Regions from separate parts of the Homo sapiens genome. Here region 2 is linked to region 1. Evidence: read pairs that join two places in POLR2A ChIA-PET (ENCODE). Cell type or tissue: HepG2. All regions are shown on one strand. Links, peaks and the distances in the headings refer to the core of each region. The heading gives the core; the rest is flanking DNA.

Evidence for each region. Peaks named below come from ENCODE experiments on the same cell type or tissue, not always from the same donor. Only the 100,000 strongest peaks of a DNase experiment are listed, where the experiment ranks them.
Region 2: POLR2A ChIA-PET joins it to region 1 with 6 read pairs; 2 of 35 experiments call an interaction of 5 or more read pairs at or near these places.

Annotation. Positions count from the first base shown.
Region 1 is chr20:22,574,077-22,583,640 of GRCh38, forward strand. FOXA2 (forkhead box A2) reads right to left here. Exons shown (of 2, transcript NM_021784.5): 2 at 6,922-9,078. The coding sequence ends at 7,774. It overlaps LINC00261 (long intergenic non-protein coding RNA 261), which reads right to left and starts at 4,566. Exons shown (of 4, transcript NR_001558.3): 1 at 4,434-4,566. RefSeq lists enhancers at 3,413-4,368, 4,369-5,324, 5,325-6,280, 7,957-8,528, 8,529-9,101. In HepG2, for the core only: CTCF peaks have their summits at 659 and 8,156 (motif pointing right); DNase peaks (open chromatin) are centred at 2,330, 3,255, 3,835 and 4,595; H3K4me3 peaks cover 5,261 bases.
Region 2 is chr20:23,197,007-23,206,570 of GRCh38, forward strand. No RefSeq gene overlaps it. Among named protein-coding and RNA genes, the nearest start is that of LINC03125, 54 kb to the left of the region's middle. In HepG2, for the core only: a CTCF peak has its summit at 4,129 (motif pointing left); a DNase peak (open chromatin) is centred at 4,145; H3K27me3 peaks cover 1,288 bases.

The DNA.
Region 1 (9,564 bases), core at 487-8,486:
CTATCTACCTCAGGCCTTAGTGCCTTCCAAGCCCTCTCCTCCAAATACTTCCAAAGATTGTTTTATGTTTTCAAATAAAGCACTTTTAACATTCATGAATTCAAGTTAGGAATTATATATATGCTTTCCTTTCAGTAAGCAACAATTTCCCAACAAAATTCAATATATAATTACTTCTGCTTTATAAAAATAGAAGGAATAATAAATTGAGATTATATTTTTCATTAAATACCAAGTCAAAATTCACATGCATGCAATCCTATTTTTATTTGCTCAGATCATTACCAACCCTAGTTCAAAAACATCCCTGCTTATTTTTGGACCTGTGTCTTATTATTTTCAAATCATTGAAACAATGGGAAAGCTGATTTACTGATTAAAAAATAAACTAGGACCCAACCATTTAAAGAAGCAGAGATTGAACCACATAAGCAAGTAGAACTAAAAAACAGTAAACAATTCTCGTCACAAAGTTATAATGCTGCATTACACGCCAGTATTTTTCCCTTACACATATGTTTGTGAGGCTGAAATATTCTCTCTCAATAAATTTAATGATGTTTAAGTCAAGAAAGTATAGTATTGCCAGCATCATCTCCTGACACTGCTGGGAATATTGCTGCCTCTGATTAACAAGAGAGGGTTAAACCCCAGGCACTTGCCCTGGTGGGAAGTGAGACCTCTAGCTTTGCATGAATGAATGTAACTTAATTTGTTGCTTCTTTTAGCACTCCCAGCTATCAGTTGTGTTATCTAACAGTGAAATATCACCCCTTCTTTAGAGAGAGATTGAGGACAAGTAAGTCAATGCTTTTTAATGTGAACCTGCGGGGGGCGGGGGGAGTGGTGACAATGACATCTGACCAGTCCATGTGAATGTTGGCAGTGAGCTCAGAGCTCTGACAAACAGCAACTAACGTAAAAAATAAGCACACTGGTGTGAAGGTATGCTTGTAAAAACTCCCTGTCCTCTCTACCTTTTCATGAGTGGTACTTTAGCACAAGGTGGCAGCTTCTTCTGCAGAGGATACAAATGATCTGGACTAGGCCCCAAGGGTGCAGGGACTGAGGGGGAGGGGAGAATAGGCATCACCTCCAGTCTAGCAAGAGGGACTGCCACGGAATTACAGCTTGTAAAATAAGCCTCCATCAGTCTCCCAGGAGACAGCCGGCCTCAACTTGGGTGTTCCCTGCTTGTTAGCCTCAGTCATAATTGGTCTCTCCTCCCATCCCACGTTGTTGGTTTTCTGTGTGTGGCTTTTGGTGTGAGCGTGTTAGGTCATCAACAAATACAATAGCGGGAGGGGGCAACTGGGGACACACATGATTGTTTTAGAGAAGAAAGGAGAAAAGGGATAAGAGAGTGGGCAGGAAGGCTGTGAACAGAATGGGGAAGATGGCCCAGGATTTAGGCTTCCGAGGCACCCCCTGGAGTGCTCCAGGGTAGGGAACTCCCTGGGAGTTTTGTTAAAGGGAGAAGAGGCCTGCTGGGAGCTGGGGACCCTGCTGAGCTCCGCTGAGGACATTCATCCATTCAACGCTATTTTTGTTTGCTTGTCTCTGGGGGTGCCTGTAACATCCTGCCCACATCCGGTGCCTCTCATCAAAAAAGAATTTTTCAAAAAATCCCAATCAGGGTGATTTGCTCTAGAAAGGCCACGTGTGTGGAGCTGAAGACCTAAAGAACAGCCCAGGACCCTGGCGGGGGTAGGGTGTGGGTCACAGGCCTTCATCCTTTTTCCATCCATTGTTAAAATAGATTCTCACTATCTTGTCTCTCCATCCCCCATCTCCTTTTACCTCTTCTCAGAGGAAAGCTGGGGATAGCGGCTACAGTAAATTTCTGATCTAAAGTTAACTATAAAGCCTAGAGTGGAGATGTCTTCGCATTTAAGGAAGGTTGAAGATACAGTGCATTGTTTTTGCTCAGAAGGGGAAAGATAAAGATAAGATCCCTAGACCCTTGAGTCTTTATTTACTGTAAAAAGAACATTTGACTGGGAAGGAAAGAGCAAGAAGTGTAATTAAGTCAAGTCGCAAATTTTGGGGATTGATTATTTTTTTCTGTTTGTATGTTTCAAAGTTTTACATTTTACTCGACAACCCCTGGCTGGCCTGGTTGCCATGGTGCTGCCTCCAGGGCTGGTGTCCATGCTGTCCCCCACCCAGTAGGATTTCAGGTCTGAAATCTTGTTCTTTTGCTACAGCAGGGACAGCAAACTGGAGCTAATGGCACTAGGGTGTGCGTGGGGGTGGAGGTGGTCTATTCTGTATGGCAGGACTTGATGCCTACGACTTTGCGGACATAAGCCAGAACGGGCTGCTTGCAACTCCAGGTTCATGGTGTTTGGGAGGAAAATGTTTCCTTTCCTGCGCTCTCTTGCGGGGTGAAGGTGCATAGTCAGAAAAGGCCTTGCTGCTCTTTTGAAACATAACTGGTGTCTGCACATTCCAGATCTCATCTCGGCCACCCCTCCCTCCAAGCCAGGGCCACCTCCAGACCCCCGGATGTGTAGAAGCATGCACTGCCCCGAAGAAAACGCGTTGCCCCCAGGTAACTTCAGGTACCTCCTAGGGCTAACGCCTCCTTCTATGCCATATTGAGCCTTATCTCTTGCTTCTTCCCGCCCCCCTCCCACATTAAAAGGCCCCCAAAGCATTGAGGAGCGGCTTCTCTTTATGAAGCTGGGGAGAAGGCGGGCGATAAAGATTGGGCGTTTAAATTGGCCATTTGGAAGATTACATCTCTTCAGCGAGGGTCTTTCTTTCAAAACTCGCACTGAATTAAGGGTCATGGCTACTCCGTACCCGGCTCTCAAAGGCACGGCACCTTTGAATTAGGTTGCGGAGTGGCCTGGGCGAGGGGACCCGGGGCCATCAAAGGCCCGAGGGAAGGCCGTGGGGCGACACCCGTCTAATGACAAGTAATTGAAGGATTCGACGCCGCGCATTACCAGCGGAACGGGAGGCATTAATTATTTAAAAACGATTAGCCTTGCCGTGTGTCCTGCAGGCGTCCCATCATGTTCAGCGAAGATAACCAGCCACCCGAGGCGAGCCGGGGCTCGGAGGGCGGCGGGCGCGCTCCCCAGCAGGCTTCGGGTGCGGTGGACACGGGCGCACAGCCCAAGGCACCAGGGAAGGAGAGGAGGGGCCACCAAGGGTCCCCACACAGGAAGGTGACTACATAACACTGACCCTGCTGAACAACGAAACAGATTTCTGCCCACTTGGGTTCGAAGTCTGGTGACTGCGGCGCAGATGGGAAAAGCTTTCCGGTCGGGGGTGGTGGGCAATTTCCATGTGCCAGTTCCCTGTCGCATCAGACCAAAGACCCAAAGTAACCCAGCCAGGCACGGGCCTCTCACAGTGCCTGCTACCCAGGCGTTTAAAGAAAAGACCCCAGAGAGAATGTGGATCTGGCGTGGGGGCAGGGATTGGGGGGGGGCGCTGGTAGACACCTGGGGAAATACAACTTTATGAGGTTTCAAGGGGCAGCAGCAGAACTACTATTTTTCCGAGGTCCACGCCTTTCCGCAGGCGGCGGAAAGACGCGGCTGGTTCTGTTGGGTCCTACAAACTCGCGTCCTCCGGAATTCCCGAGGGCAAGCCCGGCACGCGCGAGCGTGCTCCTGCCCGTGGAAGGGGGGAAATCGGCGACTGGGTTGCAGGGAGAATGCGATGATAAATGGCCCTGCGTCTGCTTTCTGACTTTCTCTCCTGGACCCAGCTCGTAACCCCAGAGGCTCCCCAACCTGCCTGCCGCCAAGCACGGCTGTGCGCAAAAGGCCACCAGCCGCTTCCTGCAGCCAGAGCTAAGGTTCACTCGCCTCTTAGAAAGGCGCGGCCCCTCCCCTGCTGCTGCTTGATGACGATCCCCATCGTCTCCTCGGCCTGCCTGTGTCCGAGAAAGAGTTGAGACTGGACTCGAACCCCTGCGCGCCAAGGGGAGGGCGTCACCATGCTCCGGCCTCAGCCTCTTCAAACTCCCATGCACCACGCACATCATTTTCTGCTGACCCCCACACTAGATTCTGGGGCCAAGGGGGTTCCCCACACCCCACCCTCCACTGTTCTCTGGAAACATGCTGCTCTCAGATCGAATCCCCAGACCCGAGCCGCTCGAGGGGCCTGTGTGGCTTCCTCGGGGCCCTACCAAACTCCTCTAACTGAGCTCAGAGCCTAAGCGGTCTGAGTTTGCAACTCTACGACCCCTCATCCTTCCAAGTCATGCACTTTCCGAACCCCCTGCAAAAAAACCCAACGCCTTGAGTCTCAGTTGGCTGAGCTTACCACCAGCCAAGCCCGCCCGGGCGTCCGAGCCCTGGAAGGGAGAAGGACTGGCTGGGGGAGGGGCGGTGAGCGGACAGGAGTGGGGTGCGGACGCTGAGGAGGGGAGCCGGGCGCGGTCCCCGGGTGGGCGCGCTCCCTACCTGCGGCGGCCGGCGGGCCGGCTGGCGGGCGGGCTGCGGAGCGTCCAGCTCGCGGAGGGAGGAGGCCGACTGCTCCGAGCCGAGGCATCCCCGCATTTATTTGAGCTCAAACCAAGCGACTGTTGACTTTAGCACACAAAGCAAAGATTTCACTGCCCGCTAGTTTAAAAATGAATATTTTACCAAGATATCGATCAGCGTTATAAAATTCAGTTAAGTACAATGGGATCCTGGCAAAAAAAAAAAAAAAAGAATAATAAAGGAGGGGGGAGGCAATATAATATCTGTGCAAATTTGCTGAAGTGTGACGTGGCATGGAAAGTTTACCCTCCTGGAATTCGGATCTAGAATGTTTTTTTCGGTTGTTTACAGACTTTGTTTATTCACAGATCATGGTTGCTTAAACCGGCGCGCGGAAAGCGTGGGGAAAAAAGGAAAAAAAGGAGGGGGGAGAGTCTCTGCACCCCACAATGAGTAGAGTTGGGGAAAGCGCGCAGTGGCGATTTGTGAGCTCGTTATCTCGGAACCCGGGCTAGGGGAGGGATTTAAGCGGGAGGGGGGCGTGAAAGACACAAGAAGCACAGAAAAGCCTCCGAAAGCGCCTGCTCCCCGACATCCTTTTTATGTATTCGGACAGAACTATATCTTATCGGCCGGGATCAGTGAAGGGGGGCGCGCTAAGTAGTTTAAAACGACCCTCGCACAATGGGCGTGCCATACGAAACATAGCAGGTTAGGGCAGCGCTTTCAGCCTCCATTGTCCCCCACTCGGCCCCCGGCCCTGCCTCTCGGCTCCTTCGCCACGGGAGCCTTTTATGTGATAATGAAACACATTTCAGGCCGGGCTCACGACGTGTGTGTCCTTGCTAGGAGGAGAGACGGCCTGATTGCTGGCTGTGGCCTCCGGATCCCCCCCTCCCCAATTTCTCTTCCTTGTGTTCTTCGGGACAATGTGGCATGTTAAGAAAGGGATTTGGTGGCGGGAGGGGGGCAGTGGCGGGTGGGAGGCGGAGGCGATGCCAAACCCCCCTCAAGCGCGTGGGAAGGCCAGGCTTGTTGGGGAAGGCGGCGGGGTGGGGGATGGGGTGGCAGAGACCCCAGCAAGGTAGCACTCAAAGACAGTCTCCAGGTCTGGGGCGTAGCTGGAACACTCCAGGTTAGGATGGTCAAGAAGCCCAAAGATCTAATCTTGAAAAAAGGAGCCTGAGCTTAGAAACCTGAGGCAAAAAGTCCTAGCCTCCAGGCTTTCGGAGTGTTTTTACCCACCGCAAGCCACTGCGCGCGGGAGTGGCTCCCAAGTCTGCCTGACCCGCGACGACACTGATCCTGCCCTCGCCCAGCCAGCAGATGTCCTGGGCAAAACCAACACCAGACTCCCCTTTGCGCTGTCGGCCTTGGTTTTCACTGCCGTTGGCCGTCCTTTTAGGCCAGCGAGGTCGTCTGGGGGGAGAGGCAGCATGGTGTATAAGAATTCACTCTGGGATTTTTCGTTATACTTTTAGAGTCCTTGAAGGCTCACAAAATACCTGCATAACCCCTGGACCCTGCAAACCTGGATTGCCAACCTCACCTAACTTACAAGAAGATTTGCAAGAGCCTTGAGTTTTGGAGGGAGATGGGGAGCAAATTTGCCGACAGTGGCATCTTCACTACTGTCATGGTCCATTGGCCAGACACCCCTTACCTCCTCCTCACTCCCAAATATACCCTATTTTTAAAAAACAGACTTGGATTGTTACCCTGACTTACCCTTTCAAACCAATTCCAGGAGAAGATCTTCTAAATGTTTCCCTACACCAAGTGTCTCGCCATTTCTGGGTTAGTAAGGTCTTTCTGGGTTAGAAAGGTCTGCCATGGTTGTGCACAATACCTGCTCCAGGGAGAAGGGTGGGAAAGGGTGGCACCCTGTGTACAGAGGAGGCTGGAAGATCCAGGCAGAGTCCCAATTCCACCACTGTTCACAGTGGTGAACAGGCAAAGTGCTGCACCACAAATTTGCAAGTTTGATCCAGGCTCATTGACCTGAAGGGAGGCCCAAGATCAGAAGTACAGCAAAAACATGTGAAATTGAGGCTTCCCCCAAGAGAAGCAAGCTGTGGGGCCCAAGAGACCACAACAACAGGGCACATTCAAACAGCCAAGGTGGAAAATTGTGATATGTGGAGAGTGATCTTCTACTGGCTTTAAAAATAAACCTGCTGGAATGGTCTTCCTGGGATCTGTGTATTTCATTGTGTGTAAAGTTAACCCCCAAATTCAAAAAGTAACCATAAACCATACAAGTTCCATTTAATAATGTGCTTGCTTTAGTGTTTAGGGGGATGTGTACTGGTATCTGCAAATTTGAAGTGGATTTAGAGAAATAAGATGGATTGACCAGTGGAGGTGAAGATAGATGGACAAGTATGTGATAAAGCAAGTATAATGAAATGTTAATTGCAGAATCTCGGGAGCAGGTCCCTGTGTGCCTACTGTAAAATTCATTCAATTTTGGTATGTCTGAAAATTTTATTAATAAAATGTTGGGAAAACAGCAACACTCCCTGGGCCAAAATAAAATACAACCTGCAACCAGACAGGGTATCCCTCCCTCCTTCTTGAAATAATTTCCAAGCCTGTATATTTTGTAAGCCAAGTAAAGAAAAGAAAAATCTGGAAGAAAAGATTCAAGGGATAAAACCGGGTATAACACTTTAATATAGATTTGTGGAACTCTGGCCCTTGCAGCCAGAATACACATTTATAAGCCATAAATAAAGCACGCAGAAACCATAAATTAATCGGACCCGAGACCTGGATTTCACCGTGTCAAGATTGGGAATGCTTTTTTTTTCTTTTTCTTGGTCATTTACAACAGACCCTTACATTATTTTTTTTCCTGTTTTTAAACAATAGTACAACCCTCTGGTTCTGTTAAAACTACATGGTTTTACACCGAGTCACTCACAAAATTTTTTTTTTTTTTTAAGTAAGACTTCCCTGCAACAACAGCAATGGAGGAGAACAACAACAACAAAAAAATCAGAATCTGCAGGTGCTTGAAGAAGCAGGAGTCTACACAGTAGTGGAAACCGGAGGCTTTTTTTTAACTTTATATTCTTTCCCGTTTTCCTCCTTATATAGAACGTGGGGTATCTGTGTGGCCCTCTGTTTGGGACGGAACGGCTGCAGCGGGTGAAGAAGACTGCTGTCTTGGGGGTGTTGGGGTGGGGGTGTTATGGATTTCTTCTCCCTTGCGTCTCTGCAACACCGTCTCCCCAAAGTCTCGACCCCCACTTGCTCTCTCACTTGTCCTCGATCCGGGGTGCCAGAGTTAGCCGGGCCTGAAGCCGTCGTCTTCTTAAGAGGAGTTCATAATGGGCCGGGAGTACACCCCCTGGTAGTAGGAGGTATCTGCGGCCAGGGGCGAGGCGTCCAGGCCCGTTTTGTTCGTGACCGGGCCCATGGCCAAGCTGCCAGGCATGGGGGAACCGTAGCCGGGGTAGTGCATCACCTGTTCGTAGGCCTTGAGGTCCATTTTGTGGGGTTGGTGGTGGTGGTGGCTGTGGTGGTGCTGCTGCTCCGAGGACATGAGGTTGTTGATGGAGAACGGGTGGTTGAAGGCGTAGTGGTGTTCCGGCTTCAGGTGGGCCTCAGGCGGCAGGCCCGGGTGGTGGGGCGGGCCCAGCAGGTGGGCCGCGGCCTGCTGCTGCTGCCCGGGAGAGGGCGCCGGCTCTGGGGGGCTCAGCGCCGCAGCCGGCGTCCCCTTCAGCTCTCCCAGGCCCCCTCGCTTGTGCTCCTGGCACGGGGAGGCGCTCGAGTGAGGCGACTCGGTGCCCGCCGGAGTCTCGGAGGCCGGCCCGGCGGCCTCCCCGAGTTGAGCCTGTGAGGCCTGGGCTCCGGCGGCCGCCTTCTTGCCGCTGCCGGCGGCGCCTGCGGCCTCCTTCAGCGCCAGCTGCTTCTCGCACTTGAAGCGCTTCTGGCGGCGCAGGTAGCAGCCGTTCTCGAACATGTTGCCCGAGTCAGGGTGCAGGGTCCAGAAGGAGCCCTTGCCGGGCTTGTCGGGCGAGCGGGGCACCTTCAGGAAACAGTCGTTGAAGGAGAGCGAGTGGCGGATGGAGTTCTGCCAGCGCTGCTGGTTCTGCCGGTAGAAGGGGAAGAGGTCCATGATCCACTGGTAGATCTCGCTCAGCGTCAGCATCTTGTTGGGGCTCTGCTGGATGGCCATGGTGATGAGCGAGATGTACGAGTAGGGCGGCTTTGCGTGCGTGTAGCTGCGCCTGTAGGTCTTGGGGTCGCGGGCGCGGCTCAGGCCCGCCTGCCCGTACATGGGGCTCATGGAGTTCATGTTGGCGTAGGGGGCCAGGCCGCCCATGGCCCCGGCCGCCTGCCCCCCGAGCGGGCTCAGGCTGGGACTCAAGTGCGGCCCCATGCCCGCCACGCCGGCCGCCCCGGCCGAGCCGCCCATGCCCGCCATGGCGCCCGCGCCGGGGGACATCCCCGCCAGGGACGGGCTCATGCCAGCGCCCACGTACGACGACATGTTCATGGAGCCCGCGCTCATGTTGCCCGAGCCGCTGCCCATGGCGGCCGCCGACATGCTCATGTACGTGTTCATGCCGTTCATCCCCAGGCCGGCGTTCATGTTGCTCACGGAGGAGTAGCCCTGCGGACAGAGCCCCGGGAGGGAGGCGACAGCGTTAGCACCGCGGCTGGAGGGTGCCCAGACCTCCCACCCACCGCCCAGGCCTCCGCGTCCGGGGAGGCCTCCGGGGAGCCCTTTCGTCCCCGATGGCCCAGTCTCCGGACTCCGAGTCTGTTTCATTCAGGGAGAGTCATGATCGATCGCCCTTGGGAAGGTGGCGAGCGGATTGCTGCTTGGGCATGTGGCCCGTTCCTAGCCCTTCTCCACCTCGCCCAGATTCTAGAACAGGGGTCCCATGGAGTACTCCCAAGCCAGCACCCCAAATACATTCCCCTACCCCAGAGTCTCCCCAAACTCTCCCACCAGCATACTGAGCTGGCGCCGAGGCCCGAAGTCCCCGGACGCCACCTCCGGTCGCAGCAAGCAACCTGCGGGACAACGCGCGGGGCGCCTCGGGCTGCCTCCAGCGAAGACTGTCCCGGGCCCCCTCTGTCCGGTCTCCCTCCA
Region 2 (9,564 bases), core at 577-8,576, 620 kb after region 1:
CTACACAGCCAGTAAAAAGAATGAAATCATGTCCTTTGCAGCAATATGGATGCAGCTGGAGGCCATTATCCTAAGTAAATTAACACAGACACTGAAAACCAAATACTGCATGTTTTCATTTATAAGTGGGATGTAAATATCAGGACCTCATGGATATAAAGACAGCAACAATAGACACTGGGGACTACTAGAGAAAGGGGAGAGGTGGGTACGGGTTAAGAAAGTAACTTATGAGTGCTATTCTCAGTACCTGGGTGATGGGATCATTTACCATACCCCAAACCTCAGCATCACACAATAGAACCAGGTAAAAAATCTGTACATGTACCCCTGAATCTAAAATAAAAGTTGAAAAAACAAACTACAGTAATCAAAACATTGTACTTACATAAAGACAGACATACAGAATAATGGGATAGAATACAGAGTTCAGGTTTAAATTCTCACATATATGGTCAAATAATTTTGAATGAGGGTACCAAAACCATTCAACAAGGGTAAGGACAGTCTTTTTAACAAATGGCACTGGAAAAACACAATATTCACATGTAAAAGAACGAAGTTGAACCCCTACCTTAACTATATACAAAAATTAACTCAAAATGGATTAAAGACCTAAATGTAATTACTAAAACTATAAAACTCTTAGAAGAAAACATAGAGGAAACCTTCACATCATTGGATTTGGCAATGATTTATGGATATAGCAGTAAAAGCACAAACGACAAAAGAAAAAATCGATAAATTGGAATACTTCAAAATTTAAAAATGTTGTGCACCAAAGGACACTGTCAACAGAGTAAAAGCAATCCACAAAATGGAAGAAAATATTTGCAAATCCATATATCCAATAAGAGATTAATAGCCAGAATTTCTACAGATTTCACAACTGAAAAAAATGAAAACGAAAACAACCGGATTAAAACATTAGCAAAGGACTTGAGCAGACATTTCTCCAAAAAATATATACCAATTAACTTTATGGGATTTTTCCATCTTGGTAAGAACAGGCACTATTCACAGCTCTGAGTAAGCTTGGGGCATTGCTCAATCTAAATCTTTCAGATGCTTCTTTCCCCAGCCTTCAACAGAACCCATTAACAATTTGCTGAATATTTGAGGGGGACCCTCGGCATATCTTCAGAGCTCTCTTGCCCACTGTCTCCATGCACGTGTCTCCTCTTTGGTACTCATCCTATCAGTTCTAGTCAGTGGGTTCTCCCTGGACTCTCCACTCTGTGTCTTCAACTCAGAGTCTGCCAGGCTCCAGCTGGCTTCTCCTTCCTTGTATGTATTCTTTTTGCTTTTACAGAGAAATAAAGTGTCACATAATGCTAAGGTAAACAAAAACCCACCTTTCCAGTGCCATTTGTTAAACAGACTGTCCTTACTCTTGCCTGGAAACTCTCAAAGCAGTAACTGGGGCAATCATATGAGTTGCCTCATTTCTTCCCTGTCTCTCAGGGCTCCCTGTCCTCCATTGCCTGATGCTCCTTGTCTTGAAACTGTCATTTTATGTATTTGGTCTAGCTTTTTGGTTTTGTTTTGTTTTGTTTTGTTTTCAGGTGGGAATATAAATCCAGTCCCTGTTACTCCATCTTGCACAGAAACAGAGTTCTGCCCATGAATCTTTAAATTATGATTAAAAACAATCTTTCCTAAGGAAAGGAAGTAATTTTGGTGAGAGCTTTTCTTCCCCAGCGACATTTCAAAAGAAATGTGTGGCCAAGCATGTAACGGGATCTCCTCATGGGGAACTCTATCTCTGCTTGGTACCCGAGGAGAGGATCTGTGGCATGAAAGCAAAGCTATCTCTAAGTTGATGCTGCAGGAAGCAGAATCTCCCCAAGAACCAGAGGAGGCAGCCCCAATGTTCAAAAAAGCTCACCACCCATATGTGACCTCTCTTAGTTCCCATGCAGGAAACTGCTTCCACTGGATGGAGAAGATAAAGCCTTTAATCAGCAAGAGGTGGCAGATCATTCATTCATCCCTGCAAACCTGGGGTTAAATCACAGCTCATCCTTGGAGACAACTGAATCCAATCTTTTTGCTTTTACAGATAAATAAAATGTCACATAATGCTAAGGTAAACAAACACCTACATATCATGAGGTCAACATTTCCAGTGAGCCCTAGGGGTTATAGCAGTGGCTGAGAGGATTTTACAGAAGACAGGGAGGCCAGAGGGAAGACAGAGAGGACTCCAGGCCCATTCCTCCTTCAGTCAAAGCCGTTTATTTTATATGTGAAGAAGATTTCATCTGAAAAATCATGGATTTGATCCAACCGCTGCAATTTTCAGATGAAGAAGAAAAATCTGTAAAAGACTTACCCAGGGTCAGGCAGGAAGTTTAACATGCAGCCTGTGATCAGAACCCCGATCTCTTGCACCTCTGTGTGATACTTTTACATCTGGGTCACAGAAGGATGCTGGTGAATGGAACAGAGGCCACAGGGGTGGAAATCCCTGATTCCTAAGGCAAGATAATGCAGACTTCACAGACTTGTCATGAGGAACCAAGAAGCAGATGAATGCAGAATGCTTTGTGAAGAGTAAGAAGCAGCACAAACCCCAGGAATTTACAACAACTGTTCTTACCTACCAGACCACTGCCACCCAACTGGGCTGACAATTCCAAGCAGGCTGCTTCTCAATCCAGCATGGCACAGGACACCGACAGCCCCACCGGGGCATTTTAAATTTTGTCTTGATAATGGTTTTCTTCACAGCAGTTTGATCTGGGGATAACTCTGTCTACCATATGACTTCAAAGAAGCTATGCATGACCTGCAAGCTGAGTCCTTCCCAAGGTTGTGCTTGCAAGGGGAAAGGGAATACGAGAGGGGAGGATGCTGAGGATCTCCGTGGGCAAGGAGTCCCAGAGAAAGGTGTGAGTTTCCAAACAACAACCTGAGAGCATTGGGATACCTTGTCTGCTTCCTCAAAGCCAGCCCAGAAGTCTAATACAAATGGACTACCTGTGAGGCCCCAGAGCAGAGCTTCACAAACACCAAAGAACAGGTTTCCTATGCTCTCTGATCACTCTGCAATTAAGTTAGAAATCAATTGAAAATAAATGTATGTTCCTTTTGATATAGACAGTTGTGTGACCACATGAGGTTTGTACAGTCCCAGGACCCAACCCCAAAGGTTCTGGGTGAACCCCTGATTGAATGGTTATTGATTGACTAACAAATTGATGTTTTTGCTTGTTTGTATTTGTTGGAGTGAAACCTGTAGCCATGTTATGACCTCTGCTTAGACTGCAGAGCAGCTCAGCAAAGCACCGGTTTGTTTGTTTGTTTTTAATTCATCATCTACACACAATCTCTACATTTTTATAGACTATTTTAGAGGAGTTTTAGTTTCACAGAAAAATTGAGCAGAATCTTTTTTTAAATAAAAAACACATTGAAAGTAAAATAAACCTCAATTTTAGACCCAGTAAAAAAAACTACCAGGCATGCAATTTAGACGTCTTCATTCACACTTCTGCTTTCATTCACACTTCTGCCTTCATTCACACTTCTGCCTTCATTCACACTTCTGCTCAGCAAATGTGTGGTGAGGATGGTGCTGTGCAACGTACTAAGATGATGGGAGGACTGGTCCACAGCCGCGTGCAGGGCAACAGGGTGGAGTAAGTGCGCAGTGGTGGCTGCGCTTGAGGCTGTGGAATTTGGTGGCCAGGCCAGCCACCCCATGATAGAAATCTACCCGATACCGACGTACACAGTGAAAAGCCCCTTCTGCCGTGCACTGAAGCCACGATGATGTAAGTCCGAGCAGCCAGGTGCACAATGGGGGCCGTTCTCAAGGGCAGGGCATCTGGTCCCCATGAACATACTCAGGGACCAAACCTCAGCCATTGGAGGGGAAAGGAGCTCCCAGTTCAACACAACATCAACACTGGGATGGTCCAGTACAGCCCCCAGTGATTCATGTCTAAGCCCTATGGATGTCTGCAGCAAGGTGATAGAAGAGAAAAGGCTGCTTTACTATAAATCATTAGGGTGTAGCAATCACAGTTTGAGATCTGGCCTCCCAGGGAGGCTGAGGAGTGGCGGGCTTCCTCCAGAGATGGCAGGCTGGGTATCGGAACAGCACCTGGAAGGAGAAGCATGACACCTGGTGGAGAGCAAGGACCCGACAGCCAGGACCCAACCCGGACATGCCACAGGGAGCTCGGAGCAGCCTCAGGGACCCCGTCTACCCAGTGGGGGTGTGGCAGGAAGCAGTGACAGCCCATGGAATTTGACAAGTCCATGAGCACATGTGAGCTTCCCTCCTAAACCTGCCAGAAATTCTGGAGGGAATTTTACAGAGCCAACATCCGACAAGAATAGGTGGGGGAAGAAGCCATGGAATCATGGAATAGGGGCTGCTCTTTATGACAATGATCCCAACAGTTGGCGAGATGGATGGAAGTGTAACTTAGTGCTGTTGTGTTGTTAACTGGCATGGTCTTTGGGGTCAGACACACCCTCTGATCCCACTGTGCTACATGTGAGTTGTGTCACTGTCATAGGTAAATTTCAATCTCCCTTGAACTCCATTTTCTCCATCTGTTGAATGATAAGCTGCTATCTCTTGGGGCTGTTCTGAAAATCAAATGAGACCGAATTTCAAGGACTTAGAACAGATCAGGTGCTCAATAAGTGGCATCCAGGGTTTTCTTGAGTAGTTTGGTGGAACTGTTCCAGCTCAGAGTAGTAACAATAGACAAAGACACAAACTGTAGGTCAGCATGAAGGGGATGTGCTAGCTGCTCAGGAGGGGTCAAAGGGTGACTCCCAGTCGGGCTTTGGAGGCTTAAAGAGTTCAGCCTTAGTTGAACTTTAGGAGTTCCTCTAAAGCAGATGAGGCGGGGGGAAGGTTGCTACAGGCAGGGGAAGGCATGAAGGCCAAGTAACAGCAGCGTGGAACTTCAGAGAGCTCCCGGCTCTCCGATGTAGGAGACAGAGGGGTGAGCGGTGGGCTTCTAACCAGAGTGGAACAGAGAAGACAGGACAGGCCTCTGGATGCATGTGGGGAGAACTGGGGGGTGCTGGTCTTAGGCATATAAATAGTTTCCCTTTTCAATAAAGCAGCTCCCTAAATGTACAGCCCAGATATCAACTCAAACCCCAAGTCCCGCAGCTTCCCCAGGATTTCTGTCCATCCCTGACATCTGTGATTTCCTGGTGACTGCCACTCTAAGCTCCTCTCCTGAGCACTTGGCTTCACTCATCCTTTCTTCTCATTCATCATTATTATTCAGCCAGTATGTATTGAGGCTGTGGGAGTTGATCATAAAAATTGGATCATTCTTGTCACATCTGACTTAAACAGACTCAAGAGGCCTAGGGGAATGCACTCAGGGCACAAAACATTGCTCCAAAAATGTAATTGTCTGCAAGCCTGGCTGCGGAAACTGCCTATAACCTATATCTCATGGCTACTAAAACACCCTGACATGACTCTAAGACTAGTTTTACCCACTGCCATCACTCACCAAGCAGAGCCTGCCAGCTCCCCAAAACTTTACTCTTGTCAAAGAACATTCTAGAAAAAAAATCTAACATTTTACCTTTTTATAAAGCCTCCTACCTCCTCTTTGTCTTTGGACATCATACTGAAGACTACCCCATCTACATGTATGCCTTGCATTGCAATTCTCACATCCCAAATAAAATGTTACATTTAAGACATCCATCTCTACAGTTTTATTCTACCTTTAACAGTGCCTGCTATGTGTCAGGCACGGTTCTAACAAAAAAAAGTGCCCTGATGGAGGGAGGTGACATTCTAGTTGGGGGTGGAGGGTGGGGTAAGGAGAGACAGACAGCAAATAAACAGAAAGCAAAATATATTGAATGTCAGATAATGATCAGTGTCATGAAGAAAAAAATAATGCACTAGTGAGGATTAACAAGCAAAAGATGCAGCTAAAAACACTCTCTTCCTCCCTCCCCACCCACCTCATCTTCCTCTGTCCCGTTACCATGCAAAGCCTGCATTCTTGGTTCACCTTTGCTGCACTGGTCTTCTTTGGGTAATGGAACCCTGCGTGTACATCCTCCATCCCTAGAGGAGTGCTGAACTCAGCTACTCAGGGGAGCATGCTTATCTGGCATCCATTTCCAAAAAACACTTTCTCTATAAATAACATGGGCAATTAAATTGTTTAGAGCACCAAGGGTTTGCAGAGAACAAACATCATGTTGTTCACATTTGAGCTGGAAGGATTACTAAATGATTCCTGTTTTTCACTCTGATTGTTAAAACCTTGATAAGTCAGCTTATTTTTATTAACAGAATCACTGGGTTCCTCCTGATACGTGATGTTCAACTGAATTAACTGAGATTGGAGGCAAAGATTGGATGCAAGGAGTAACTGGGCTCACAACAAGTTTCTATTAACAGGCTAATTAAAGCAGGTTTTGATGGTTTTAGGAAATGTGGCCTCATCTGGGCGTGCAAACAAGGGCTCTGGGTCTGGAAGAACTAATAATAGCTGTTTGGCAACACTTTGCAGCAGAGCCTTGACACACTAGGTTGCTGGTAGCTTGCATTGTTCATCCCTCAGGAAAATATTTTTGTTTTGAAACTTACTAAACTGTTTTTGGTCTGTGGGGTGATGTTAATAGAAACAGGTTCTTTTCCTCCCTCTTAATCTTTTAAAGTTTGCCAAAATAATGGAAAATCCTGGGATACCAAACAACAAAACATTATCACTACCCTCCTGCCAATGGTTATAAAAAGACCATCCCCTAAGTTCTGTTCTCCTGATTGGAATGCTTGTCTGGAATAAGGTTATGACCTGAATATGCCTTCAACAGGCCGACTCATAATCAGGCCTTATATAAATTCTTAGGGATGTTAAGAAAAAGTATTTAAAATATGGAAATAAGGCCCCAAAGTGGGTGGCGCAATGTTTTATTACAATACTGGGGCCATATTTACTAAGGCCACATAAGGATTATTTAATTATCTAGGGAAATGCACCTGTGTTTGACCTGCCAGTTACTATTATTTGAGGCTATACACTGAGATCACATGATATTTTAGAGAACTTGTCTAGGAGAAATGCATATCATTTCTGTCCTGTAGGAAAATAATGCTAAAGATTACAGTTTTATTGCCCTGCAGGACATTAACCAACCAGTGTTACCTGTAAGTCAGCAAACACTTCAAGAAGTCTTTTCTGGTAGACTAAAACCTGTTCTATTTCTTTCTGAATCAACTTTATCATCTTATTTCTTCACTGATGAGCTGAGTGAAATATCTGACTTGGGTTCATTCTATATTTGTATGAGTCTTTTTTAACTTGTTGAAAACTGTACATTGACAGGAATGACAAATAACAAAAGTGGTGGCATATGACAGGCAGCAGCAATGTTCAACTTTACCTAAGCCTGAGACCTTGGAAAACACGGACACGTAAGAAAACCCCCACCCTCCTGTTCCTGGAAATGGCTTACTGCCGAAGCCTACCCTTCCCCATGTGGCTCGGATAAGACGCATGGATGACTCCTCGTTTACCCGTAACACACAGTCACAGACTCACCACCATTTCCATTCTTTGCCTCATAAATGATTAGCTGAATTGCCTGCCACAGTGACCAATCTGGACAAGATATCTTCTCATTTGAATTAACCAAACTTTGGTTAAGTTTCTCTCCTTCCCCCAGACGCACCCTCAGCCTAAGCCAGCATCAGAATGTGGACGGCCCCTCCTTGATGTTCCCTCCCGACATGAAGAGAACTGGCTGTCAGTTTCCTCATCAATTGTCCTTCTAGACCACCTGCGGGTCCCACTTCCCCACACCAATTCTTTCCAGCCTTGCTTTACTCTTCCCTTTCAAAGAAAACTCTTTTCTCCCTGCCTGATTTGGGAGACACTTGCAGATCCTGTCGTCTGTGCCTTTCCCATATTGAAATGGTCTTTCGGCGCAGCAGTGATCTTTTCCAGTAAAGTCTCTATAGCTAAGTCCTGATTTGTTCTTATTTGACCCTATTCTGACACTGCAAAGAGAAAGGACCCAACCCAGTGCTTTCACGGCAACCTGCTTTTCCTCTCCTCCCTGCCCCTCCTAGGAATCCAGACCCGGGACTACTTGATACTCAAGCTACTAGCCATGTGCCTGATAAGTGTCCTAAGTGGTTTTCTATAGAGTCTTTTTCCCCAAAATGTGGTTCAGGGAGCAAAACATCAAGGACACACGTCAGTTAGTTAGAATTCAGAATCTCACGCTCCACCCCAGACTCCCAGAATCAGAATCTGCATTTTAACAAGACCTCAGGGCGAAGCATGTGTACATGCAGGCGTGAGAAGCACTGCTGCAGGGCACACTGGCACAGGCCGCCCTAAATCCTTGCTCTCCCGGGGCTCTGTATCCAAGAGCAGTTTGTCTCAAATGGAAGGCCTTTCCAGCACAGCTGGTGCCTGCCAGGTGCTGTTCTCTGGGCTCCTGGGTGCTTACAGAGGCAGAGCTAAGTCTGAATACAAACATCGCATAAACCTCCTTTTATATGCTAATAAACCTCCTAGATTAAACAGCAAGCCTTTTGCAGGCACAATTCTCATTTTCTTTTTATGAAAGATGGTCACTAGGTCATTCTTAGACAACTTTACTTATTCTCTGCAACTTCCTTGCCTCCTTGCAGGAGAAACTTGGATTTCCAAAGCATTCAAAATGCATGGCCCAGCTGCTCCTCATATTGAAGTTGCGACCATGGGATTTGGCAACATTGAGCTCCGGCTCTGGGCATTGCTCTCACAGCTGAGAGTGACGCCCAGGCTCTGGCAGCCCAGACTTGTCATCCTGTAAATGAACAATCCCCAGTCCCCGGGCCTCATTTTATTCACTTGGCTGAGCTGCCTGTTTGCTTTCCGTTCTGTGCTCGCCAGCTCACTAAGCAAGAGGATCCGTGCCTGACTGCGTGGAGAAGCTGTAGAGGAAATGGCCACCCTGACTGTCCCAGCACCTCCCGGGGTGGCCCGGGGCCTGGGCCCTGAGCAGAACTGTGATAAAGGGAAGCAGGGAAGCAGTGCGAGAGCCCTGACCAGGTGCAGGAGCCTGATTCCGAATCCACCTCTGCCATGGGCAGATTGCATGATGCCATCAGAGCCCTCTAACCTCTGGCCTTCAGTTGTCACACCTGTAAAATGGGGAAATATTCTAAAGAAGTGGCTCAAAACCTGATCATCCATCAGCCTCCCCCCAAGAACATGGGGACAGTGCACATGGCAAGGCCCCATGCCCAGAGTTTCTGATTCCACAGTTTGGGATGAAGCCTAAGAATGCGCATTTCCAACAAGGCTTCTGGTGAGGCTGATGGCCCAGGGACCTCACTTTGGGAAGCTCTGTAGTAAATCCAGTTTCTCAGCCAGTCTGCTCTGTAGAGCTCCTGAGACAGACTCTTTCCCTAGGCCTCCCCTGAGGTTCTTACTTAAGCAAGTCTCCATTTTTCAAAAGCTCTGCCAGGTAACTCTATATGGCACTAGGGCTGAGAGGCACTGGGTGGATGTTTCTAAGATCCCACGTAGCTCTCACATGCCAGGATGCCATGATTTT